5 separate regions of the Mus musculus genome follow, and regions 2, 3, 4 and 5 are each linked to region 1. A link is a loop called in an ENCODE intact Hi-C map of the cell type or tissue named here. Cell type or tissue: heart. All regions are shown on one strand.

The links. Peaks named below come from ENCODE experiments on the same cell type or tissue, not always from the same donor. Only the 100,000 strongest peaks of a DNase experiment are listed, where the experiment ranks them.
Region 2: it touches region 1 in a loop (5-fold over the local background); 4 of 42 quality-filtered maps call a loop at or near these places.
Region 3: a loop joins it to region 1, with 8 times the contacts of the local background. A loop is called at or near these places in 11 of 42 quality-filtered maps.
Region 4: a loop joins it to region 1, with 11 times the contacts of the local background. A loop is called at or near these places in 30 of 42 quality-filtered maps.
Region 5: it touches region 1 in a loop (4-fold over the local background); 3 of 42 quality-filtered maps call a loop at or near these places.

Annotation. Positions count from the first base shown.
Region 1 is chr11:50,129,048-50,134,047 of GRCm38, forward strand. It overlaps Tbc1d9b (TBC1 domain family, member 9B), which reads left to right and starts at 2,313. Exons shown (of 22, transcript NM_001290760.1): 1 at 2,313-2,509. The coding sequence starts at 2,392. In heart, a CTCF peak has its summit at 2,073; DNase peaks (open chromatin) are centred at 1,914, 2,334, 3,236, 3,336 and 1 weaker place; H3K4me3 peaks cover 1,753 bases; H3K27ac peaks cover 1,449 bases.
Region 2 is chr11:50,222,671-50,227,670 of GRCm38, forward strand. It overlaps Mgat4b (mannoside acetylglucosaminyltransferase 4, isoenzyme B), which reads left to right and starts at 2,665. Exons shown (of 15, transcript NM_145926.3): 1 at 2,665-3,069. The coding sequence starts at 2,973. Gm36556 (a long non-coding RNA gene) reads right to left here and starts at 2,551. Exons shown (of 2, transcript XR_388620.4): 1 at 2,144-2,551; 2 at 1-1,941. In heart, a CTCF peak has its summit at 2,579; DNase peaks (open chromatin) are centred at 2,641, 3,191, 3,891 and 4,721; H3K4me3 peaks cover 3,318 bases; H3K27ac peaks cover 3,515 bases.
Region 3 is chr11:50,022,543-50,027,542 of GRCm38, forward strand. It overlaps Rnf130 (ring finger protein 130), which reads left to right and starts at 2,789. Exons shown (of 9, transcript NM_021540.4): 1 at 2,789-3,105. The coding sequence starts at 2,859. In heart, a CTCF peak has its summit at 2,397; DNase peaks (open chromatin) are centred at 2,459 and 4,409; H3K4me3 peaks cover 2,358 bases; H3K27ac peaks cover 1,735 bases; H3K27me3 peaks cover 1,798 bases.
Region 4 is chr11:49,983,976-49,988,975 of GRCm38, forward strand. No RefSeq gene overlaps it. Among named protein-coding and RNA genes, the nearest start is that of Rnf130, 39 kb to the right of the region's middle. In heart, CTCF peaks have their summits at 2,396 (motif pointing right) and 2,596; no DNase peak of the experiment used is centred here.
Region 5 is chr11:49,901,193-49,906,192 of GRCm38, forward strand. It overlaps Rasgef1c (RasGEF domain family, member 1C), which reads left to right and starts at 643. Exons shown (of 14, transcript NM_029004.1): 1 at 643-775. In heart, CTCF peaks have their summits at 572 (motif pointing right) and 2,347; a DNase peak (open chromatin) is centred at 599; H3K4me3 peaks cover 1,487 bases; H3K27ac peaks cover 910 bases; H3K27me3 peaks cover 2,789 bases.

The DNA of each region.
Region 1 (5,000 bases):
CACTAAATAACCCGGGATAGGTAGGCCATAGAGGCAAAAGCAGAGTTGTGGTTATTAGGGACTGAATGGGAGAAGGCTGGGCAGTAGCTGTGATGTGGACAGGGTTACCATTCCAGATGATGGAAAGGAGCTGAAGTGCTAGATAATGTGGTTCACTGCTAAGCCCTGTGATGGTGTCAGAACCTGAATTTTGCACTTTTATCAATCAAGTGAATTTTATAAAATAAATTCACACAAAATAAAAAGAAAAAAGACATAGGCTTAGCACAGACTGAGTGCTCAATAAATATTATTTTCCTTATAAAAACTGGTCCTTACAGATTGTTCTCTGGGTCGGCTGCAGCACCTAGGAGTGTGGTAGATATGCAAAGACATAGGCAATGCCAACAGTCTATGTGTCAGCCTCAGATGTCCGAGGTCCAGCCATGTCTTAGCACCTCAGTGGCTGATATCTTATGGCTGGATGTTGCATGGAGGGATATGCCACTACTGTTACCATCAGCTGATGGACACGTCAGTCTCTTGACTCTTGAGTACACTAAAGTACACTCAAATTTGAAATAAGGATAGACGATCCTTTATTGCGCTCCAAGGTGGAACAAATACTTGCAGTTCTTAAATTACATTTATTTAGTTAATTATTATTTTATTTTACTTAGAAGTCAAAGGAACTTGCAGGAGCTGTTTTTCTCCTACCATGTGGGCTCTGAGATCAAAGTCAGGCATCTCACTGGTTCTCAGGTACTTCCAAATGCTTTTTATAAAATTATTATCATTCTTCCAAATTAAATTTTTTGTAGATTTCTATCTATCCATCCATCTATCTATCCATCCATCCATCCATCCATCCATCCATCTATCCATCCATCCATCCATCCATCTATCTATCTATCTATCTATCTATCTATCCATCCATCTCTCTCTATCTATCTATCTCTGTCTCTATCTCTGTGTATATGTGTGTGTGCATCCATGAGTGAATGCTATTGCTGTTAATTTCAGCAGCCAGAAGAGAGTATCAGATCCCCTGGAGCTGTAACCCCCCCCCCCCCAATCTCCATCTTTTGCTGAGCCATCCCTCAGTCCACTACTTCTAAATTATTTTTGGTCTAGAACTTGCTAGGTAAACCATGCTGGTCTCAACTTCACAGAGATATACCTGCCTCTGCCTCCCAAGTCCTGGGGTAAAGGTGTCTACCACCATGCCTGGCTTACTTCCGAAATCTTGAGGGTAGACTTCTCCAGAGAGCACAGCAGCATTCGTCTGCGCGTCCAAAGTCCTCATTGAGGACTTACTATCAGGACACATTAATACAATGGGCTGAGAATCCAGTATCTGAGAGATGATGAGTTTAGTTATGTTTCATACATGGATATCATACTCACTCCCTCATGGAGTAAGATGATGGACAGCCAGACTGACTGGTTGCTGTGTACTCTGTCAGGATAACCGGAGTATATTGTACTTCAAAGTTGTAAGGAAAGCCATGTCTTGAAAGCTGAGTCACAAGCCGCGTTTCAGAAGGTTGTGGCTCACTCTGGCTGTCACCCATTACATCTGCTCAAACCTCCCAGAATGAATTTATCTCTCCTTCCTTTTACCCTCCTGCCATGTCCAGGTGACATGGGGACAGCTCATACAGCTGTCTCCCTAGCCTTTACCAAAATAAATATGGTCCGCCCCTTTTGTCCAGGCGGAGTCATTTGCACCTTTGAGTCAGAAACTATCTTGTTCCTAATTGTTTAACCGGGCTCTAGTTCACAGAGCCCGCAGTAGCTAGTTTTGCTTCATGGTTCAGTGGCAGAAGCCCTGGGCTGGGATCTGAAGGTGAATTTGTACTGTCAGAGACTGCCGCCTTCAGGCCAGGAGAGGTAAGAGCAGGGCACTGCGCCCCTAGATCATACTGCTGTACGCTTATGAAAAAAATTAAGTGCTCATCTGTGACCTCAGCCTCAAGGCCACCCCAATCCATCTGTCAGATGGGGTGAGCGCACTTATTTCAAAGGGCACCAGCTGCGCTTCCTGACAACTGGGCTCTTGAGGATCCCAACCTTAGACTTGAGTCAAAATCCCGAGGCTGACCAGGCGCTGCTGTACCCTTCTCCAGACGCTTTTTGCCACATTAACTCGCCTGGGCTGCACAGTAGGCAGAGAGCATGCGATCCCCTCCAAACTGGACAGCGGCAGCAGGGCTGGAGGGGACTGCCAGGCCAGGAGAGGTCGAGGAGGGCGACGCTGTGAGCCAGCGCGGCCGCTAGGGGGAGCCAACCTTCGGGCCGACGTCTCGACCCCGCCCCAGCCTCTCGGCTCCTCTCGGCTCGGCTCGGGCGCGGCGACGGCGGCGCGCGCTTCCGCCTCACGGGCTCTGGCCCGGTGCGAGCGGCCGCGGGATGTGGCTCGGGCCCGAGGAGGTGCTGGTGGCTAACGCGCTATGGGTGACGGAGCGGGCCAACCCCTTCTTCGTGCTGCAGCGGCGCCGAGGCCACGGCAAGGGCGGAGGCCTCACGGGTGAGCGGGGCGCGGGCGGCCGGGCCTGTGCGCACCGGGCCTGGCGGGGCAGCAGGACGCGACCCGCGGGCACGCGCAGCGGCACAGGGGGGTCGGAAGGCGGGTGGGGAGGACGATCCCGGGACAGGCAGCAGGGGAAGGACACCAGTGGCCTCCGCCGGGACGTGTGCACAGTCCTGTAAAGTCACATAGCAACCAGAAGCCAGCAGGGTTCCCCAGCTCGCCCTCTGCCTCAGTTTCTCCAGCTGCCTCTGAGGGACCAAGTGGCATAAGCACACGTTTCCTTTTGCCCTCTTTACTCCTAGTTCACTGAAGAGTTGCCTCTTGGCGAAGACCAAAGATGCCCTGACCTCCCCTTCCTCCGGTCTCTCCTCACTTGATGCCGTCAGAGCTCCCAATTCAAAGCTTGTTTTTGCATATTTATCGGTATATATGAAGTGTCCCTCAGAGCTACCCCGGGTGCCTCTCGGGTATCTGAGCACTACCACTCACACAGAAGCAGCTGGAGTGGGAGCCTCTGACTTTGTGTGACATGTGGCATTGTGGGAATCTATTCAGCAGGACTTGTTGGAAGCCCCGTGTGTCCCAGGGCTTGTCAAGTACTCCAGATCCGGCCCTGCAGCAGACCCCTGTACGTGGACCCTTCTGGGTGCCAGATCTTTCAATATGGAAAGTGAATTTTCTGTGAATGCCCTGGTTTTGCAGGGTGGCAGCTGACAGTCCTGCAGATGCAGTTGGTGGCCTCACCTAGGTGACATCAGCTGCCAGCATCTCATGAGCTACACTTCTTAATGTGGAAGGGACTGTACCTTTTCCAAGAAAACTCAATGTTCCCTTCCACAATCAGGCTCCTTCCCGGAGGGCCAAGAGATGACTGGAGTTGATGCTAGGCCTGGCTCCAGGACCCAATGTTTATTGAGAGTTAGGTAGCAGCCCTCTTGAACAGCCCAGTGATCAACCTTGGAAGCTACCATAAGGCCACTGAGGAACACAGGGCACCGTGGGACAAGTCCCTTTTGTTCTAGCATTCATCTGTGTCCAACCGCCTCCCGCCTCTCAAGGCTGAGCGTCCAGACTACGGTGCCAGCCATTCTGTGAATTCCAAATCACATTGAGCCAGGTTTGTGCAGCCTGCCATGGCCATTGGGCCATCACAGCCTCCTGAGCACTGTATACCTAAGAGATTCATCAGGAACGCAGGTTCCTTCGAGCCTCTTTTCAAAACTGACCAGCCTGGCCTGGAGAAGTGGGCTCAAGGGCTGCAAAACCAAGGTTCAAATCCCAGCACCCATATGGTGGCTCACAACCATCTGTAACTTTGGTTATAGAGAACCCAATACCCTCTTCAGGCATCCATGGCCACCAGACACAAACATGTGCACAGATATACATGTAAACACATAATGATCTGGGCAGTGGTAGCTCATGCCTTTACTCTCAGCACTTGGGAGGCAGAGGCAGGCAGATTTCTTGAGTTCGAGGCCAGCCTGGTCTACAGAGTGAGTTCCAGGACAGCCAGGGCTATACAGAGAAACCCTGTCTCGAAAAAAAAAAAAAATGAATTAAGTCAGCCGTGGTGGTGCTTGGGAGGCAGAGGCAAGTGGATCTCTTGAGTTTGAGGCCAGTCTGGTCTATAGAGTGAGTCCAGGACAGCCAGGGCTACACAGAGAAATCCTCTGTCTTGAAAAAAAACAAAAAGGCCGGGCATGGTGGCACACGCCTTTAATCCCAGCACTCGGGAGGCAGAGGCAGGCGGATTTCTGAGTTCGAGGCCAGCCTGGTCTACAAAGTGAGTTCCAGGACAGCCAGGGCTATACAGAGAAACCCTGTCTCGAAAAACCAAAAAAAAAAAAAATAATAATAATTAATAATAATAATAATGTTTGCTAGTCTGAACTTCTCATTAAAGAGTGGGTGTGAGGAGGAGGGTCATCAAGTTAAGGTTTCAGGTCCTGCAATATGGCTCTGCCAGTAGTTTATGCAGAGAGAGACTAAAAGAATGTCCCCAAGACCCAAAGGAAAACCTCACCGTGAACGTTGAGAAGTTGACTCCGAACCATAGTAAGGCTTGAACGCACCTTTTTCTTTTGTTTTTGAGGTAGTCTCAACGATTTTAAGCTTTGGCAGGCCTGGAACTCATTACATAGACCAAGTTAGTCTTAAATTCACAGAGACCCACCTTCCTGGTGTGTACGCAGGAGCCCCTGCGTGTGTGGGCGGAGGCCAGGCGTGGACACGAGTGGCTCCTAGAACTCTCCTTCCACCTTGTGCTTTGAGATGCTTAGTTGGCCAGTGAACTCCAGAGTTCGTCTCTGCTCTGCTCCCCACACTCAGGTTACAGACACAAGTAGCCACATCCATCATCATATGGGTCCGGGGATTCGAACTCAGATCATCCTGCTTGCATGATAGGCATTTTGTTGCTGAGCCACTCTCTAGATCTCTAACTGCAATTTAAAATGACTATTTTTCTTTTTTTAACATTTTAGTA
Region 2 (5,000 bases), 94 kb after region 1:
GCTGGGTGTCTACAGGCTTTTAATCCCAGCGCTGGTCTGCATGGTGAGTTACAGGCCAGTCAGGGTTTCATAGTGAGTCACTGACTCTGAAAAAGTAAGGTGTGTGTGTGTGTGTGTGTGTGTGTGTGTGTGTGTGACTGTGTTTTTCACTGTGTGAAAATCTAGAACAAAGGAGGAAAGGCCTCCAGCTGACTTTCAAAGGGAAAGCAGGATTTCTCTGGGCCCATATGGCTCCGTTTTCCCTGAGTGGGTCCCTAGGACCTGATGCCGAACCTCAGGTGAAGGTATATTGCCAGCTGCAAGGCGACATGCAGAGCTAGGAAGTGTCTGAAGGGACTTTAGGTGGCAAGCAGGCCCGGATTAATTAATTACTACAAAGGCAAAGACAGTGGAAAACAGGACACGTGCCAGACAATGCTGCCATTTTCAAAGGAGGAGGCTGGAGGTAGCCAGGCTGCTGTGAGGTCCTGCTCCTGAGACATGGGCTCTCCCTAACCCCAATTTCCTGTTTCTACAGAGGCTCTGCTCCCTAGACATCAGGGACCTTCTCTTATTCCTGTTCCCCTACTCCAAGGTAGCAATGGGAGAGGGGAAATCCGTGTGCTCACCTACAGTCCATGTCCTTCAGATCCACTGGTTTAATCATTATAGCATCTTCCTTAAGTCATCCACTTTAGTTGATGTTGAGTGCTTCACCACTCAGCTATACTCCAGCTCTAATATACTTTTTGTTGCTTGATTTCTAGATTTCTTTTTAAGTATGTGCATGCCTACACACTGAGCTTAGAGGTGTCTATTTCCCTTAGTTCCAGGTAGCTGTGAGCCACCTGTAAAAGCTGATGGGGACCTAACTGGGGTGGGTCCTCTGGAAGAGCAAGCGGTTAAGTACCTTAACTACGGAGCCACCTCTCTAGCCTTATTTGTTTTTAGGACAGTTCCACTGTATAGCTCTACTTGGCTCAGAATTTTAAATTTTCTATGTATATCAAGCTGGTCTTAAACTGTTTTGGGGGCTTGGGGAATGACAACATGGGCTCACTATGTATGGCTCACAGAGCTCCTGCCTTTGCTGTCTGGCTGCTAGCATTGGAGGCATGTCACACACTATACTGGCTCCACTGTTGTTGTTGTTTTGTCTTTTAAACAAAATTAAAACTTTATATGACTAAAATGAAGACCTACTATTTTTTGCACCACAGAGAAGACTCCTATGAAAACAGGACAACACACCAGGATACTTCCCCTCAGAAGGTTCCAACAAGATCAGGCTGTACTTTGCTCTAAGTCACTCCAAACTGTAAAACAGTGGCTTTTGGACTGTGCCTTGCCTTCTGTAGCTCCCCACCCCAACTCTGCCCCCAGAATCTTAGTATGCAGCCTTGGCTAGCCAAGAATTCTAAATGTAGACCAAGCCTTCCTTAAACTCATAAGGATCCTCCTGCCTCCTGGGTATGGGTCACTTTATTGTGCACGCAAGCGTGTGCATGTATGTGTGTGTGTGTATGTGAGATCACCACTGCAGCTTCTACTTTACTGAGACCATCACCCACCCAGCGTGTGATCACCCCTCCCCCCGACCCCACCCCCGCACGCGCTCACGGTCATTCCAAGCAGGGTCTTTCAGGACATCATACGTGGATGGCACTGTCGTGCCATAGACACCATGCAGAGATCGGAGAACCAATTGCAGCAGTCATTTCACTCCTTCCACCCTGTGGATTCTGAGGGATGGAACTCAGGCTTAGTAGCCGTCACCACTCTGCTCTTAGGTAGTAGCTCCATTTTACAAAGTAGCTTCTGGTTCCATTTTGAATGGTGATGAGACTCAAGAAGGGAAGTAGATTTGGCGCTTCCAAAATGCATGCCCCGAGGCTGCCTTGGCTCAGTGAGTCCTTTCATTGTGTGTCCAGTTCCTGGTTCCGCAGAGGCATGGAGGGAAGTCTGTAATAAGATGCAAGAAGAGACAGCAATAAAGTCTTAGGCGCCGCTGTACAAATAGGAACCAGAGGCGCCCCGCCCCCGCCCCCGGTCACCCTGCGGACCCGTGATCCTCTAAACTACAGGTTGAGCCTGACTCCCGCCCACAGCATGCCTGGCACCGGGAAGCTAGTCGGCTGGGCTCCGGAGGGTGCTCTCCACCTACAAACAACGGCTCTGTTACTCCTGAGAGCGGCCCATTGTCCTTGTTCGATAGAGTAGGAGCGCCTCCCCCGGTCCGCAGCACACTCTCCGAGGCACATCAGAGAATGCCCTGAGAAGGGAGTACTGGTGGGCGCAAGAGAGAGCAGCTGGCACTTTCTGGCTAGCCTGCTAGCTAGAGATAACCTCAGCTCGGCTACAGCGGGCCCCTCCCATGCCAGATCCTCTCTGTCGGGAGGAGGGCTTGAAGGTCTAGGTGTAGGGACTTGCTCATGGGATCTTCTGAAAGGAGACTTGGGGGAACAGGCATCTCCGCCGTCTGTCCCTGCTGCACAATAGCTGACCCTCATTCATCACCACTGTAGCCGCGACTTTCCTGGGGCGCGCTATTCCACGCGCGTGCCACCTTCCCAAGGCGGGCCCGCCGGGATCCCGGGAGCTGGCCTCCTACCCCGCCCCCTCGCGGTGCTCCCAGCGGCGGCGAGTGATGCGGCCCCTTTAAATCCCGGCCGCCCCGCCCTTCGCCCGTCGACTCGGCGGCGGTCCCGGATCCAGCCCGGCCGCGGCTCTTGCCGCCTTGCCCCAACCCTGCTCGGCCCCGGCCCAGCCTCAGATCGAGGCCGCCAGCACCGCGCACCGCGGAGGAGCAGCTCGCACGCGCCCTCCACCCCCGTCCCCATTCCCGCCCTGCCTGTAGCCTCCTCTCCCGGGCCCGCAGCTCCTCCGCGCTCCGGGGCCGGGGCCCCCGCCGCCTCCGGGCCCCCGTGCCCCGGCCCCGGTCCCCCGGGCCATGCGGCCTCGGCCCCGCCGGCGCCCGCCGCGCATCGGGGGAGATGAGGCTCCGCAATGGCACCTTCCTGACGCTGCTGCTCTTCTGCTTGTGCGCCTTCCTCTCGCTCTCCTGGTACGCAGCGCTCAGCGGCCAGAAAGGTGAGCCCCCACCCTGCCGCCGCCTGCTCAGGCCCGCACCGGGAGCACCTGAGCCTCTCCCATGCTCGCCCCACTTGTTTGCTTTTGGCATCACGAAATTCCCTGGTCAGGCCTGGCCGAGGGGAGCGAGTGGTTACCAGATCCCCGCCTCCGTGTGGCGCTCGGGACTGGCCTCTGCCTGCGGTTATCCCATGCCAGGGGCGGGCGCTTCCACTGGCAAGTTAAGGACCTATGGAGTTCCCACAGAGGGGCAGAGACACAAGGTCACAGAGGTAGTGTACCCAGAGAACCTGGTGCAGGCTCTTGGACAAGAGCTGGCACAGTATTGTTGAGACAGGTGAGGAGATAGAGCCAAGGTATCCATCTCCCTGCCCCATCCACTGTTGTGCTCTGCAGCAGCCCTGCTCCCGTGGGCGCTGCTCCCTGGGGGCCTACAGCCTCCTCCATGGCACCGAGCCCCAGGGTTCCTCTGTAGGGCCTCTTGAATAGCTAGCCCAGAAACCCTGATATGTGATCACTTTGTGGGGTTTCCTTGGCCTTTCCTGGTGCAGCTTCGAAGCTTGGGCTTGCTGGCCAGTCCACACTATGGCCTCCCAGCTTGGCCAGCCGTCTTGGGAGTAGAAGGACACAGGTCCTAGCACTGCTAGGAAGCCCCCTGAGCTAGGTTGAATGGTTTAAACTGAGTGGGAGCTGAGGAGTTCAGAGACCATGATCCACCCAGCCTGGACACAGGAGACTCTGAGCTGCTTCCTTCCTGCCTGCCTTCTGTTCTTCCTGTCATATCAGGCTGAGGTGGGCTAGCTCTCTCCCTCCCTCAAGCAGGCTCTCTGTTCCCAAAGGTTATGCTAAACGGGGAAGGGGAGGTCCAGGAAGAGGCCTGTGGCAAGTCCAACTCCTGGCATCAGGCTCCTGCCTGCTCAGCCCAGCCTCACCTCCTGTAGCACTTTCCCTATTTTAGTGGTAGTGGAGGTCTGGGCTGGTCTTGAGAGAATCACAAGTCAGGAACTCTAAGGAGAGATTCGATAGGGCCTGGCACAGAGAGAGTGTGGGATGGAATGAGCTATCAAGGGAGGGTATGGCCAGGGGACGGTTCTCTGAAGGTAGGGTGTGGCATCCAGAAGGGTACATTTTGAGCCCTTGGGAGAGTAGCCATGGAAAGCTATGAGGGCTGTAGTGGAGCCGTGTCGGAAGAACTGGGATCAGGTTGTTCCATTGTGGTTAGGGCCATTAGACTGTGTCTCATCCTCATTTGGTAGTGGTCCCGTGTGCTTCCTATGACAGTCACATGTCTCCATCTGATGTTAGGATACCTCCCGAGGGAGCAAGCCAGGAGACTAGCATTCTGAGGGCCTGGGGAGCAAGATCAGAGAAGAGTAGGGCTCAGATACAGAGTTCTTCCTCCTGAGGACAAGCCCTGTATGCATGGAGAGAGAGAAGTGACTGAGTGTAGCCTCAGGGCTGTACTGTTTCCATGGGTATCCAGCAAAGCCAGCTGACTAGAAGTCAGGAATCTTGACTGTGGGCCTTTCTCATTCTTCCACACAGACAAGTCAGTAGCAAACTCAGCTAGTCAGCCACTAGATTGAAGCTGGTTTCCACTTTGTAGCGGATATGGGGCTCAGGAGAGGAGGGTCCAGTACTTAGGGGAAGAGCAAAAGAACCGGAAGGGAGGATGTAGGCGGGGAGCCAGAGAGGAAAGAGGCAGCAGAAGCAGGGGTCACCCTAGAGCCTGGGTTAAGAGTGGGAAAGACTCAGACTTGGCCAGGTGCACCTAGGGTTTAGGACTCAGGTTCAAATCCAACCTTGGCTTTTATCTGTTGAAGCAGCCAGACATTCAGGAATCAAACTATAGCCTCAGCCAAACAGCTGCAGAGCTTGGACCTCAGGGAGACAGAGCCACACAGTCCTTCTCAGTGTCAGGGCCACGCTCT
Region 3 (5,000 bases), 110 kb before region 1:
GTGAGTAGGTGCTGTGTGGTCCCATTTATGTAAATCAAACTAATCTATAGCCTCAGGAATAAGAATACCTGGGTGTTCGTCACAGGCGGCCAGGGAGACTTTCAGGGTTTTAGTGCTGCTTTTTGTTTTGTTCCAGTTGTTATAAAATGGCTTTCACCTTGGAAATATTTGCCCGGTGTACACACAAGATTTCTGCACTTTCCTACCGATGTTACATTCCTTAGGAAGTGTGTGTGTGTGTGTGTGTGTGTGTGTGTGTGTGTGCTTGTTCACTGTCTGTATGGATGTGTTCAAGCCATGGTACACGTGTGGAGGTCAGAAGACAACCATAAGTGGCTGTCCTTGCCTTCTATGTTGTTTGAGGCAAGGTCTTTCCTGGTTATTTTCCTAGCTCTACTTCGCATCTTTGCACAGAAACTCTGGGGTTACAAACGCGTGTTACCATATGTGGCTTTATGTGAGTTCTGGGGTTCAGAACTTAGGTTCTCATGTTTGCACAGTGATCACTTTACCCCAGAGTCACCTCCCAAGCCCCCAGATGTTACATTTCAACATCAACCTCAATAACTGTAACTCTAAAAATCCAGTGTACTAGTGAATGAAGAGAATGAAAGACAGAAGACATTCACAACCCAGTAAGACTTAATAATTGTTTTTTGGTTCTTCAAGACAGGGTTTCTCTGTGTAGCCCTGGCTGTCCTGGAACTCACTCTGTAGACCAGGCTGGCCTCGAACTCAGAAATCCGCCTGCCTCTGCCTCCATGATTTAATAATTAAAAAGTACAAAATACTAGACAATACAAACGTTGCAAGAACACAAAGAAAAGACACATTAAGTACATTAATGTGGGGGCAGAAAATCAGACTAGGAATTGTGGTAAAAGCAAACTGCTGCTTTTGATAAAATGAGAGCGGGGCTTTGTATGACCAGTTGGGGTCATTTAGAAAATTTAAGAACACAAACGAGGAAGCACAAGAGGAAGAAGAGAAGTTAAGAGGCTATGGAGGAAGAGAAAGAGGAGGAGGGAGAGTGGGAGGGGAGGAGAGGGGAGGAGGAGACAGACTTTGGAAAACTAGACAACTCTCTGAGAGTTTCAGCACTGCCCATGGGGCCATGCTTAGGCTTTGACCCCTGGAGTCCCCCAAGCACTGTTCCATGGGCCTTACACACTTGTCCTTATACACCTAGAGGTAGCAAGCAGATCAAATCCTGACAGACAAAAGCTCTTAATAGAATCTGGGACCTGCAAAGGTGGTAGCTGAGATCTTAGTGGAGCTTGGCAAGAAGGGAATTTGACATGGGACAAACAGGTGATCTAGGCATTCTTATGAACTGAGAAATGGGAAGAGAGACAGGCAAAGAGGTTTAAGAGACAAAGAAAGTGGTAGAGATAGAGAAATGGCCCTGTCAAGGTGGGCATGAGGGTAGCTCACTGACAGGCATCTGAGGGCTCTATTCAGACTTCAGCCCACATCCTCCAGGAAGCCCCCCACACCCAAGTACCCTAAACACTACATTCTCATTTCCCATATACTGTTACACCAGTAGTTCTCAACCTTCCTAATGCTGTGACCCTTTAATACAGTTCTTTATGTTGTAGTGACCCCAACCATAAAATTATTTTCGTTGTTTACTCCTTCCTCTACCCTGGTTTTGTATCAGGTGTGTGTGGACTTCTATCACTTCTCGTCAGGGGCATCAGCACCCCACACACTAAAAACCCTTGCTAATACCATACACATTTTTAGCAAAGGGAAGATTAGACCAACAAATGGGAGGGGAAAGGAGATTCATATTAGAGATAGTCTGATGCAGGCTCCAAACATAGCCTGTGACTCTTTGGCAGGCACCTCCGGGGTCTCATCCTGAGAATAGGTACTGGGGTCCATTTCACCCAGTGAGGAGAGGCCCAATTACTGAAGAAACAGAGCAGAGTCCTTGTTAAATGCCGTGGTACTATGCCATTTTACAAAAAGGAAGTGAAGGCCTGTGGCTCTGGGTATTCTGGGGGCGGGGAGGGGGGAGTGGGGGAAGAGGACCATACCAACCTGATGAAGTTAACATCCGTCTCTAACAGACCTTGCTAACCACTCAGATGCCTTATTGGGTCCAAGTCTACTGGGCCCCAAACGCAAAGGCACTCTCCCGACTGATGTCAATTATTGTACAGCATGCAACCAACCCAGTGGAAATGTTAGCTCTCACAGACATTTAATTTAAAACCTTAACGATTAGCTTAGTTTCTTTTAGTGGTATCTCCAACATCTCTATAGGTTCTTGGAAAGCTTCACAGATCCAGGTCATAGCGGGGTATGAAGCCCGGGGCAGTTCACTGAACCCAGTGCCAGCAAGCAGGTGACTGGACCGCCCCTGGCCCTCGTGCGGGAGGGCGGGAGCAGGCAGCGCCTATTGCGCACGCGCAGCGGACGGGTTTGCGCATCGGGCTTGCGCGTTGCCGCTCTGCTGGAGGGAATGGGGCGGCGGCGGGCACGCGCCTGAGGCGGCGTTGCTGACCCTCCCCGAGCAGTGGGGACCACTCCTTCCCACCACTCCGAGTCCTCTCAGGGGCCCTGTCCGCAGGCCTAGTCCCTGGGCATTCCAGGTGCCCTGACAGCACACGGCCTGACGCGCCGTCCTTCCCCTGAGAGATCCACGGGCGCGCACTCGCGCGCGGGCCGCGGACGTGAGGGCGGCGAACGGCGGAGCCGCGGCGCCGAGGAGGGCCGTGCTCGTGCCCGGCTCGTTTCGAGGCGCGCGCGCGCTCCCGCCGCAGCCCGGGCCGCGCCCGCCCCGCCTCTCAGCACCGGCCCCGGAGCCCGGTCCGCGAGCGGCGGCGGCGGCGGCGGCCGGAGGGACCATGAGCGGCGCGGCGCGAGCGGGCCCGGCCCGGCTCGCGGCGCTGGCCCTGCTGACTTGCAGCCTGTGGCCGACGCGAGCGGACAACGCGAGCCAGGAGTACTACACGGCGCTCATCAACGTGACGGTGCAGGAGCCCGGCCGCGGCACCCCGCTCACGTTCCGCATCGACCGCGGGCGCTACGGGCTCGACTCACCCAAGGCCGAGGTCCGCGGCCAGGTGCTGGCACCGCTGCCCATCCACGGAGGTGAGGCCGGAGCCGAAGCCCGAAGCCGGGCGGGGGTCGCGGGGGCGGCGTGGCCGGGGGTCTGCGCGCCGTTCGGCCGCCGGCCCAGGGGGCTCGAGGTCCTCGCGCTGTGGAGCCTGGCCTGCTCCCCGCTGAGGAAAGAGGCTCCAGAAACCCTGCTGCATTTCACCCTAAAACTAAAAGAGAGCGAGACTTAGAACGTCCTCCTCTTTTTCATTTAGTTAGCTTGTTTACTGGAGGGCACTGGAATGCGAGTTTTCAGGGACAGTTGAGACAAAGGAGGTGGTGCAGGGGCGCAGAACTAGTTCATGGTGGACGAGATGCTTAACCTGTTTTTTGGAATCGGTAGGTTTGTTCCTGAAATCCCACGGATTTAACACTGCAGTGAATCTCTAGGGATCAGAGCCCCCCCCCCCATCTACTCCCCCTCCCCCTCCCTCTCCCCCCAGTAGTGGCTAAGGGGAGAGGGTCCCTGTTGCTTTTGGTTTTCTCTGGCCCCGATAGTTGTGCTGTCATGAAACGCTAGAGATTTTCACATTATAAAGAATGTGAGAGTAGCTGAACTAGTAGCCAAGTCTTTGGTCACGGGTGCCCATCCAGAAGGAAAAAAGGTAAAATGATCAGGAATCGTCTTTGAAGCCATTTGATTTAGCCTTGGCGTTCCCTTTGTGTATGCTGGCTGTGAATTCTTAATGATTTGGTGTAAACTGGTATTTGTTAATTACTGGCCGTGTTTTAAAGGACATTTCTCCGTGGAGTGTGACATTTGGGGACTTTGGCAGGCTGGACTTCGGGGAGATGTCTCCCATCTTCTATATCCTCCCGTTCTCACCTTACAATGTTGAGAGGATTAAAAACCAAAATTGCTATTCGTGTTCAGATGACCTAATCTAGGCAATAGTGTTTGCTTTTATAGTCTAAAATATTAAAATATGCTCTCTGAGCTCGGTATTTGTATAACATATATTAAGCAGTTGTTGTTGAGGCATACTGGCTTGGGGCATAAGGTTTTACTGTTGTCTTTCTTCAACTTAGACTGGGCTCTTAAACGGTCATTTTTACACCAGTGTATTTCTTATTCCACTAGGTTAGAAGCAGTACTTAAGGTCCCTATTTGACCATAGGAACAGTTTTTTTTTCTTTGCTCCATTCAATAAATATTTGCTGCCTGCTCTGTGCCAGTCACTGTGGTTGGGACATGTAATGTTGCCAAACTATGGCAGTAACAATGCTACACTATTTTCTGGTGGGGAAAAGAACCGTGAGGGTCATGTGGAAGGGAAGGAAGAGGAAGAGAGAGGCAAGCTACTCTGCAGAAAGAGCTGTAAAGTGTTATGAAATCTGTGGTTTGCTCTTGGGGCTTGGTTCTCCCCAGGCAACCCAGACCACCATCCTCACTTAAGATGCTGTACTCCAAAGTGTTTTGAGTGCCACTATCTGTTGCTTGTCTTCACCCCCAAATTAAGTCCCCTTTTGGATAGTGCTTGTATGAGTCCAGCAGAAAGGTTTGGGGAGCTAAAAGTCAGTTATCTTAACCTGTCACTGGTTGAAGGCTGCATATTAGACCTCTGCTGCAAATACACACTGTTTGATACTGGTAAAATAATTTGGTCTGGTGGCTTCATTTCTTATTTTTAAAAAATTAACTGATGGAGAACTCACCTCTCCTGTGAAGAAGTGGTGTCATTATTGTGTCCTTAAAAAAATATTACTTATTTTATGTATGGATGTTTTGTTGGATGTATGTATACCATGTAGAGCCCACGGAGACCAGAAGAGGCTGGAATTGGAGTTACACAGCCATCTTGTGGGTGCTGACAACCAAGCCCATGTCCTCTGCAAAAGCAGCAACCACTCTTAACTGCTGAGCCATCTCGCCAGCTCATACCACATGA
Region 4 (5,000 bases), 150 kb before region 1:
ATGAGTTCAAAACAAAACAGAACAGAAATCCCATGACATGAATGGGTGGGGTGAGGTGGAGTGGAGAAAGCAACAGAAACCACTGAGAGGAGGTGCCAGCTGTCATATATATGTTGAAATTGCCACTGGAGATCATACTTGAGAAATAACGGAAAGTCTGGTAGCAATAAAGTTTTTTTTTTTTTTTTTTTTTTTTTTGGTTTTGGTTTTGGTTTTGGTTTTTCGAGACAGGGTTTCTCTGTGTAGTCCTGGCTGTCCTGGAACTCACTCTGTAGACCAGGCTGGCCTTGAACTCAGAAATCCACCTGCCTCTGCCTGACAAGTGCTGGGATTAAAGGCGTGCACCACCATGCCTGGCCTAAAAGAGATTTCTTTAAATGTTGTTGGAGGTGGGCTGGAGACATGGGTCGGAGGGTAAGAGCACTTGACTTGCTGATTTTCCAGAGGACCCTGGTTTGATTCCCACTACTCCCATGGTGGCTAACAACTCTAGTTTCAGGAAATCAGTTGCCCTCTTCTGGCTTCTTACTGCATTTAGGTGGTACACAGGTAAAAACACCCATACACATAAACTAAAATTTTAAATTAAAACAAATGTTACTGGAGATTGGATGGTTACTTTATAGCAGAGCAGAGGTAAGAAAAAGAATCAGAAATCCTGGAGTTGGAAAGCTAGAAGGGTACCGAGCATACTATTTGAGAAACAGGGAAAAAAATCAAGAATAGTGAACAGAATCTCATAACAACATGTGGCACCATTCACTGCACTGGGATAAACATAATGGGAATAGCAGAAAGGGATATCAAATAGCAGGAAAATTATATCATAGTTGAAATAATAGCCTCAAACTGACAACATCGATGCACATGTCTAAAAGATTCAACAAACTCCACCCAGGATAGACCCAAAAGACACAACACAGGCAGACAGACAGACAGACAGACACACACACACACACACACACACACACACACACACACACACAGGAGACAGAGAGAGAGAACAGATCACACAGAGCACATACAGATACATACAGGAACACACATGCATGTTCATGTGTGTGTGCGTGTGTGCACATACACACTGTAGCAAAAGTACAAAACAGAAAAAGAAAGGTTTCAAATGAAGCAAGATAAAAGTGACTTACCATCTACAGGAGGACTCCAATAATATGAATGGCTGTGATATAATCATATTAGAGGCCATATGGCCAGAGAGATAGGCTGGAAGATGCTGGAGTTGGGGAGTGGCCTCTGGTCAAATGTGTGACAGTGTAAGGGTGTACTCCTCGGCTGTCTGTCACTGTGACAACATGCCTGAACTAAACCAGCCATCAGGAGGGAAGCCTTACTTTGGTTTGCCTCAGAGATTCAGACATGGCTGCTTGGCTCCTGTAAAAAGACAGAGTCGCAGCAAAAGCACGCAATATGCAAGAACCCACAGGCATAAGTTCCTTCCAAGTTGGCCCTACCCCCTAGAGGTTCTGCCACCTCCAAGAACACCACAGGCTGGCAGCCAAGCCTTTGGGCCTCTGGGAGGATATTGTAGCTTGTAGGAAATGTCCCCTGTAGACTCACATGGTTCCCCATTGGTGAGATGTTGTGGGGGTTGTGGGATCTTTAGGAGGCAGAACCTAGCAGGTGGAGGTGAGTCACTGGGGGACCGGCTTTGAGGCTCATAGCTTGGCCCTGCTCTGGACCTCTCTGTGTTCCTACTGTGTTCTGGCCACCCCCACTACCATGCCCTCCCCGTCATGGTGGTCAGTATCCTCTCAAACCGCAAGCCAAAATCCTTCTTCTATTTAGATATTTCGTTCAGGTATTTATCCCAGTGATGGAAGCCAGACAGGTAGCTGGTGTGTGCAGAGGACTCGGCTCTCACCTTATGGGTCTTTGAGAGCTATCACGATTTGAGTGTGAAGCATCCCTCCTGGGCTCATGTGTTTGAACACTTGGTCATCAGCTGGTGGTCCTAGTTCGTGAGGATATAGAACCTTTAGAAGTGAATCCTTGGAGACAAACCTTGAACACTGAACGGGGTCTCTGCCTGAGCCTCTGCTGTCATCACCATGAACTTTACCATGTCTTCCCCAGTAGGATGGAATAAGACGATGGTCAGAATAAGTCTTTCTTTATGTAAGTCACTTCTGTTCCATATTTTGTTGCGAGGATATAGGAAAAGTACCTCAGGGGCCATTGAAGAGTCATAGTTTCTGACAATCCTGTTATTTTGTAGAAAGGTGGTCAGTGTGTCAGGTGGAAAAGAAAAAAGGAAACCTAAGAACATGGTGAAGCCAGCAGGCGACCGCTGCATGAGAAGGAGACAGCATGGCCTTAATTATTAATATTTTATTTTTAGTTGAAATGTGGTGGGTGTACGAGTGCAGTACCCACGGAGGCCAAAAGAGGGCGACATATCCCCTAGAGCTGGAGTTATAGGCTGTTGTTAATTGCCTCAGTGTGGATGCTAGGACCAAGGTTTTAGATCTGAAGATATGCTGCAAATTGCTTTCCCAAATAGCTATGTCTCCAGCCAATCCCTTATTGGTGCTTTTCTGTGAAATGTCGCAGGCACCAGAGACATATGCCCTCTGGTTTTTTGCCAAATTTCCAATAAAGAGGCCAACCCATAAGCGGTAGCTTACACATTGATTTTCTTTTTCCTTTTTTTCTTTTCTTTTCTCTTTTTGTATTGCATTAAAATGATATCCTGATTGCTGAGGTCTGTGTGGCTTCATCAAGTCTATGCCCCTTCTTTTTTATTTTTATTTTTATTTTTAAAAAAACTATAGTTTTTTGCTATGGAGGCTTGCAGAGTGAGCAGTCCTATGTAGAGCCACCAGGAGGCACCCTCTCCCCATTGCCCCCTACACAGCTCCAGCACACGCTTGGGACACAGCCAAGGGTGTCTTGACCAGACAGTAGCTCCACTCTGGGCCCAAACCTAACGCCCCACCCCCCCACCCCCCAGTCCCCCGCTCCCACAATGTCCTGGAATCTATTCCCTCCTTTCCACCTTGCCCTTCCTGAGATCTGGTCTTACTGCCCAATCTCATGAGGAGATCTTTCTCCCTGCTTGCTTTTAGATTCGGCTTCACAGATGGAGGGCCCGCTGTAAAATGAAGGCTAAACAGTGACGGCTGATGGAAGTACTCCTTGCACACTAACTTCTTTCCTGAACTTTCTGCAAGGAGTGTGTGTGTGTGGGGGGGGGGTGCGCTGAATGTGTGGAGACTATGATGTCTGCCTGAGGCTTATGTTCCAGAAGGGACTTGGGTGACTGGGCCTGTCACAAACCTGGTGCAAAATTTAGTAGAGTGCCCACGACTCAGATTAATACGATTTTTCTTTTTTTTAATTTAAAGATACGTTCTTCCTATGTAGCCCTAACTGGTCTACAACCTGCCATAAAGAGCAGGCTGGCCTGGAACTTGAAATTATCCTCTTGTTTCTGGAATGCTGGGGTCACAGGCATGAGCCACTATGCCCAGCTGAGTGAAATATTTTTTAAAAAACAAAACAGAATCTTGCTGTGAGCTCAAATTGGCCTGGAACTTACAATCTGAGTGTTTGGGCCTTAGGAATGCTGGGATCGCAGGTCTGGGCTACCATGACAGATTGCAATTTAAAAAGAAAAAGTTAATGAAGAGTGAATCCACGTAGTACCATTTTTTAAATTATTATGCTATGAGAGAGGGCCAGCAGTATTACAGACCAGAGAGCAAATTTTTGGAGTCTGACCTCTCTCAGCCATGGGGTCCAGGGGTCAAATTCTAGCTACCAACCTTGTGTGTGAATCACTCATACCCCCTGAGCCATCTTGATGGCCCAAGGATCAGTATTTTCTAGCCAGGGTCACACATTTCCTTTGTCTCGGGCTCCAGTGCTCTGGCCTTGCAGTTGAAATGCTAATTACCCTGACTGGGACATTCCACATTTTACAGGAACATCAAATTATCATCCTGTACTCCATAAAAATGTACAAGTGTATCCCAATTAACTTGTTAAATTTTGTTTTTACATATTAAATTGTATTTCGTGTGTACGAAGGTGGTACACTCATGCCACAGTGCCAGTGTAGAGGTCAGAGGACAAGCTGCTGAGCTGTGGGAGTCAGTTCTTGCCTTCTACCAAAGGGGTCCAGAGGATGGAGCTCCAGTCAGCAGGCTCAGAGGTAGAGCCTTTACCAGCTGAAGCATCTTGAGGCTCTAATTCTTTAAATTCTTATTACGTGTGTGTGTGTGTGTGTGTGTGTGTGTGTGTGTGTGTGTGTGTGTGTGTGAATTCGCCATGAGTGCAGTGCCCATGGAGACCAACAAAGGTCATCAGATTATCTGGTAATGGTGTTACATGTTTTGTAAGCTGTTCCCTGTAGATGCTGGGAATGGAACTTGGGTCCTCTGAGCCATCTCTTCAGCCCTGCTCCTAAATTGTTTAAATATTGTTTATTTGGAAGTTGAGATATTTTAGCTTGCTTTGATTGCACCTGAAGCAAGGGCATCCCTCACTGCACTTGAGTGCTAGCCTCAGCAGAGACTGTGAGAATCCCAACATTAGCTTTCAGAAACTAAGAAAAGAGTTAGTGTTACCATATGACCCAACAACCCAAACTTATAAATATAAACTCCCCCAAAATGAAAACATGCATTTATGCAAAAACTTGTATATAAATGTTCATTGCAGCATTAACCCACAATATACAAAGCATGAGGGTGGAATATAGCAGTGCCATTCCCTGTGAGTCCAGCATTCAAACACAGGAGTCTATGGGGGCCAAACCTATTCAAACCGCCACAGGTAGAGATGGACACGCTCAGGAATTTGACACCATTGATCATTGCACAAGAAAGCCCTGACTATGTATGTTAAAGTTTTATGTTGCATAAAATGTCATAAGAATGAGATCTCAATTTAAGGGAAAACCAAATAATGTGTTGGAGGATAAACTATTTACGAAATCTCTGTGGTAAAGACACTTGATGGGGCCTGAGTGACAAGAA
Region 5 (5,000 bases), 230 kb before region 1:
CCTGGATGGAGCCAGGGCAGAAGGTCACCAGGTCCTGTGTTGGCTCCTTCTTTTCACTTAAAATTATGACCGCCCTGCTTTATCTTTCTAGCATCGCAGTGCCTCCAGAGCCATGAAACGCAGCTATGTCCCTCACTATAGGGAGGAGGGTGTGTGCAGTCTTCGCCATTCTTTTGACACTTAGCCTGTGCCAATAGGACTCCAGGACACAGACCACCCAAAGTTCAGTGGCCGTTGTAGGAGAGGCCAGGACTCAGCCTTGAAGCAAGTGTGACCTGGGTTTCGGGATTCCAGAGGCTGGTCCAGAGAAGAGGTATGGCCTGATGGCAGTTTAAGTGCTGGGGGCTCGGGGACCAGGCTTGGGAGAGCACCACAGGAGCAGTTTTAGCACGCGGGACTTCCCTCAAGCGAGGGGAAACGAATCACATTGAGGGTCCCGAGCGCATTCCTGGACATTGGGTCTTGATCCCGGGAGCTGGGAGCAGAGGAGAGGCTTGGACAAGGCGACGGCATGCGGAGTGGACAGGGAGGGCAGCGGGCAGCGTTGCGTTGCGCTGCGCGGACTCGGGCGGCTCCACCCGCGCTTCCCTGTGCGGCCGCGAGGGGGCTCCGCGCTGCTCAGGCCGGGCCAGGCGCACGGGCGGGCTGCGTGCGGGATCGCGGCGGGCTGCGAGCGGGCGAGCAGGCAGCGCCCGGTCCACGGTGCAGCGGCTGCAGCGGGCGCGGCGGGCGCTGCCGATGGGCCGGGCCCGGGCTGCCGGAGCGCCGGGAGCCGGTGAGTAACGCGCGGTCAGGAGACACACCTGCGCTGCGGACAAGGGCGTGCGGGGCGCGGCGAGGTCCGCCCGTGGGGCGCGGCAGCGACGTGGGCGGGGACGGCGGATCGGGCCGCGGGCGGGCACGCGCGGGGCTGACCCGGGGCAAGGTGCGCGCGGGTGACAGTGCGCGTGGCCGGAGCCGCGGCGCGCGTGGCGGAGAGGTGGATGACACTGGGCCGAATGGCGCGGGAGCCCCAATCCGCCCATACACACACACCTCCCTAAGGCGCAGGGCGAGCGCAGGGTCCCGGAGTGGAGGTACCATGCAGTGGCTGGAGGCCAGGGGACTCAGCAAAGGGCACGCCCCCAGCCGCTGGAAGGAGACCACCTCCCTATACCAGCTAGTGGCAGAAAAAAGCCATCCTGGGCCCAGAGTCCCCTCCCACATGAGTCTCAGTTTCCCTGGCTCTGAAACGGGCACAGCGAAGTTGACCTGCGATCTGTATGGGAAGGGTGACACGAACCTTGGCCTTTTGGAAACCAGAGGACCAGTGTGCCCATGAGGATCTGTAGGGTCATGGCATCTGCTGGGACTCCATGTGTGTCCCTCAGGCAGTGGCAGGAAGCAGGCTCAAGGATGAAGACAGAGAAGCCCTGGAGAGAAGTGGGTGCTCTGAACGCCGCTGTCTGCCCAGCAGCTTAGATGGTAAGGTGGTGGGGTCCCTTGCACTCCAACTGACCCCCTCCTGTGGCTGTAGGGCAGGTAAGAGAGGCCAAGAAGGGTCCTGGGAAGACCCACCTGATGCGCAGGGCTGTTTCCACTTCACAGTCAAGTAAACAGACTCAGAGGGATGAGAGGACTTGCTCCCAAGAAGTGACAAAGGTGAGGTTCCAGCTCCTACCCCAGTACTTCAGCCACTTTGTCAGGTGCCGTAAGAATGCTGTGTTCACTGAAAACCTACTGTGTGCAGCCAGCTTCCTATCCTGAACACTGTTCCCACACTGGTGTGAGGGCAAGGGAAAATCTGAAGTCGTTTTAGAAGATCATCTCTATGAGGACAATAAAATGGGGTAATGGGCTGGAGAGACGCAGGTATTGGGACAGAGCCTGGGCCTGGCCAGAGAAGGTACCTGTCCCTGGCTAGAGACCTCTGTGCTGTAAGTCAAAGTTGGAGCCTGGAGCCGGTGGAAAAGGGTTGAACAGGTGCAACATACGGACGATGCGTGGTAAGGGCTTTGAACCGGATACGTCAGCAGAACTTAGGCTTGGATGTTCGTCTGGGCGCAGTAGTCCTCGGAGGTTTGGAGTTTGACTTGTAGAAGGAAAGGTTTAATGGCAGTTGAAGAGCTGTGCAGGAGGCAGAGATGAAGCAGGGTTAGAGTGGCCAGGCAAAGAGAACGCAGACAGGCCTAAGAGATCAGAGGTGTGGAGATATTTGAGAGGGCTGTGCCCATCCACCCCTGGCGGCATAGCCACGTAAAGGCCTTCATCCTGACAAAACCAGAGCCACAAAGAGGCTTATAGCAAGTTGAGGGGCTCAGGTGGAAAGGGAGCCTGGTTTTAATTCAAGTGCTTTCCCACTCTGGTCCAGCAGGGAGCGCGTGAGTGCGGGCTGGGTTGCAGAAGTCCAGTCTGGGTGCTTGGGCTAGGCTCAACTTGTGGAATCTTCTGACTTGTCATCAGGTGTCTCAGAGGGCTGGTCCACCACTCACATTTGTCCTTAACCAAACCTGGAATAGGCCGTTTTCCAAAGAGGCTTTTATTCCTTTAAATGGCAGTTGAGAAGCCTAGAAACCACCATCTAGGTTAGGTGTGCCCATGACTGTCCTGGTGCCGCTGAATCTAGACTTTGTCAGGGAGTCCCAGCCAAATCGCTTTTAAAAACAAACTAAAAATTTATATTTCTGTCTCTCACAGTGAGAACCTGATTCCCAAATCATCAGTTATATTTAATTGTTTGCTAAACACTAGAAGACACACAGATGGTTTCAGAAAGAAACTACGTAAACTACTACCCACCCATAACTGCTACCTAAGGTTTCGGATGCCGTTGGGTGCACACCCAGAGCTTGGTGGGTCGTTTTTCAGTCTGATACAGTTTTGGTTTCATGAGTTTCTAGTTGCATTCAGCCTGGTTTTGCACATCCTTGGTCTTGCAATTTTATTTTTGAATCTGTAAAATATTTTTATGGCTCAAAGGTCACAACTACACAAAAGCTATATTTAGAAGCTATTTAGAAGTACAGCCCATAGACAACTTGTCTGTTTCTTTTTACCAAAGAAGCAATTTATACATTATATTAGTATCTGTTGCATCCCCCTTTGTACTGTGACAAAAATTTTACCTAAAAACTGGCTCTCCCGGTCTATAGAGACCTTTCCAGTTCTTTTTTCACTACCACATATTACTCTACTGTGTGACTGCACTCTAGCTTATTTTATTTGTGTGCTGTGGGTGAACCTCTGATTTTTATTCCAGGCTTTTGACTTTTTTCCCTCCGTCTTTTTAAATTTTTTATTTTTATGTGTGTGTGTGTATGTGTGAGTGTGTGTGTGTGTACTTGTGTGGAGGCCCAAAGATGTGCTGGATTCCTTGAAGTTAGAGTTACAGACACTTGTGAGCTTGTGTTCATCTTTAATTAATTAAAATATTTGCTTATTTTATTCATCTTTAGCCAAAGGGAAGAAAAAGTGTATTCGGGATCCTGGTATGGGGACAGCGGTTGAACAAAAAGCCTTCCCTCGCGTGTTTCTGAGTCTGGCAGGACGCACTGATGCCACTTGATATTTCAAAGGTCTCCTAGCTATTCCGGAGTGTTCATGATATGTGGCGTTGGATCATGTTAGTGTGTTCACAGTGTGCAGGAACGTAAGTGTGTGTGGGTGTGTGGGCCAAAGAGTAACCTTGGGTGTTATTCCGTAGGCACCCTCTGTCTTACTGCTCCTAAGACAAACCTAGAGCTTGCCAGTTAATCTGGGATGTCTGGCATTCGAGCCCCAAGGATCTGCCTTGTCAGTGCCTCCGTGGTACTGAGATGAAAGGTATGTGCCACCCTGCTTTGCTACACGCACACACACATACACTCACACACACATACACATACATACATACATGCATACACTCACACACACACTCACACATACACACACATACATACATACATATACACACACATACATACACATGCACTCACACACAATACACTCACACACATACACACACATACATATATATACATACACACATACACACACATACATACACACTTTAAGAGAGTGAGTTCCAAGACTCCGCTCCTTGCGCTTGTAATACGAACACCTCACCAGCTTGGTTTTCTCCTCAGCCACATTTCTATATTAGCTTCTGGAAAGTGGACATCTTTATGCCGTTAATCATAGGAATCATGGAGGTTTTCTGTCTCAAGGCCGCTTCCACCGGGGAAGCTGTCCTTGAACAGGCTCTTTACATTTCTTTTTTTTTTTCCATTTTTTATTAGGTATTTAGCTCATTTACATTTCCAATGCTATACCAAAAGTCCCCCATACCCACCCACCCCCACTCCCCTACACACCCACTCCCCTTTTTGGCCCTGGCGTTCCCCTGTACTGGGGCATACAAAGTTTACGTGTCCAATGGGCCTCTCTTTCCAGTGATGGCCGATTAGGCCATCGTTTGATACATATGCAGCTAGAGTCAAGAGCTCCGGGGTACTGGTTAGTTCATAATGTTGTTCCACCTATAGGGTTGCAGATCCCTTTAGCTCCTTGGGTTCTTTCTCTAGCTCCTCCATTGGGAGCCCTGTGATCCATCCATTAGCTGACTGTGAGCATCCACTTCTGTGTTTGCTAGGCCCCGGCATAGTCTCAGAAGAGATAGCTACATCTGGGTCCTTTCAATAAAATCTTGCTAGGGTATGCAATGGTGTCAGCGTTTGGATGCTGATTATGGGGTGGATCCCTGGATATGGCAGTCTCTACATGGTCCATCCTTTCATCTCAGCTCCAAACTTTGTCTCTGTAACTCCTTCCATGGGTGTTTTGTTCCCAATTCTAAGGAGGGGCATAGTGTCCACACTTCAGTCTTCATTCTTCTTGAGTTTCATGTGTTTAGCAAATTGTACCTTATATCTTGGGAATCCTAGGTTTGGGGCTAATATCCACTTATCAGTGAGTACATATTGTGTGAGTTCCTTTGTGAATGTGTTACCTCACTCAGGATGATGCCCTCCAGGTCCATCCAT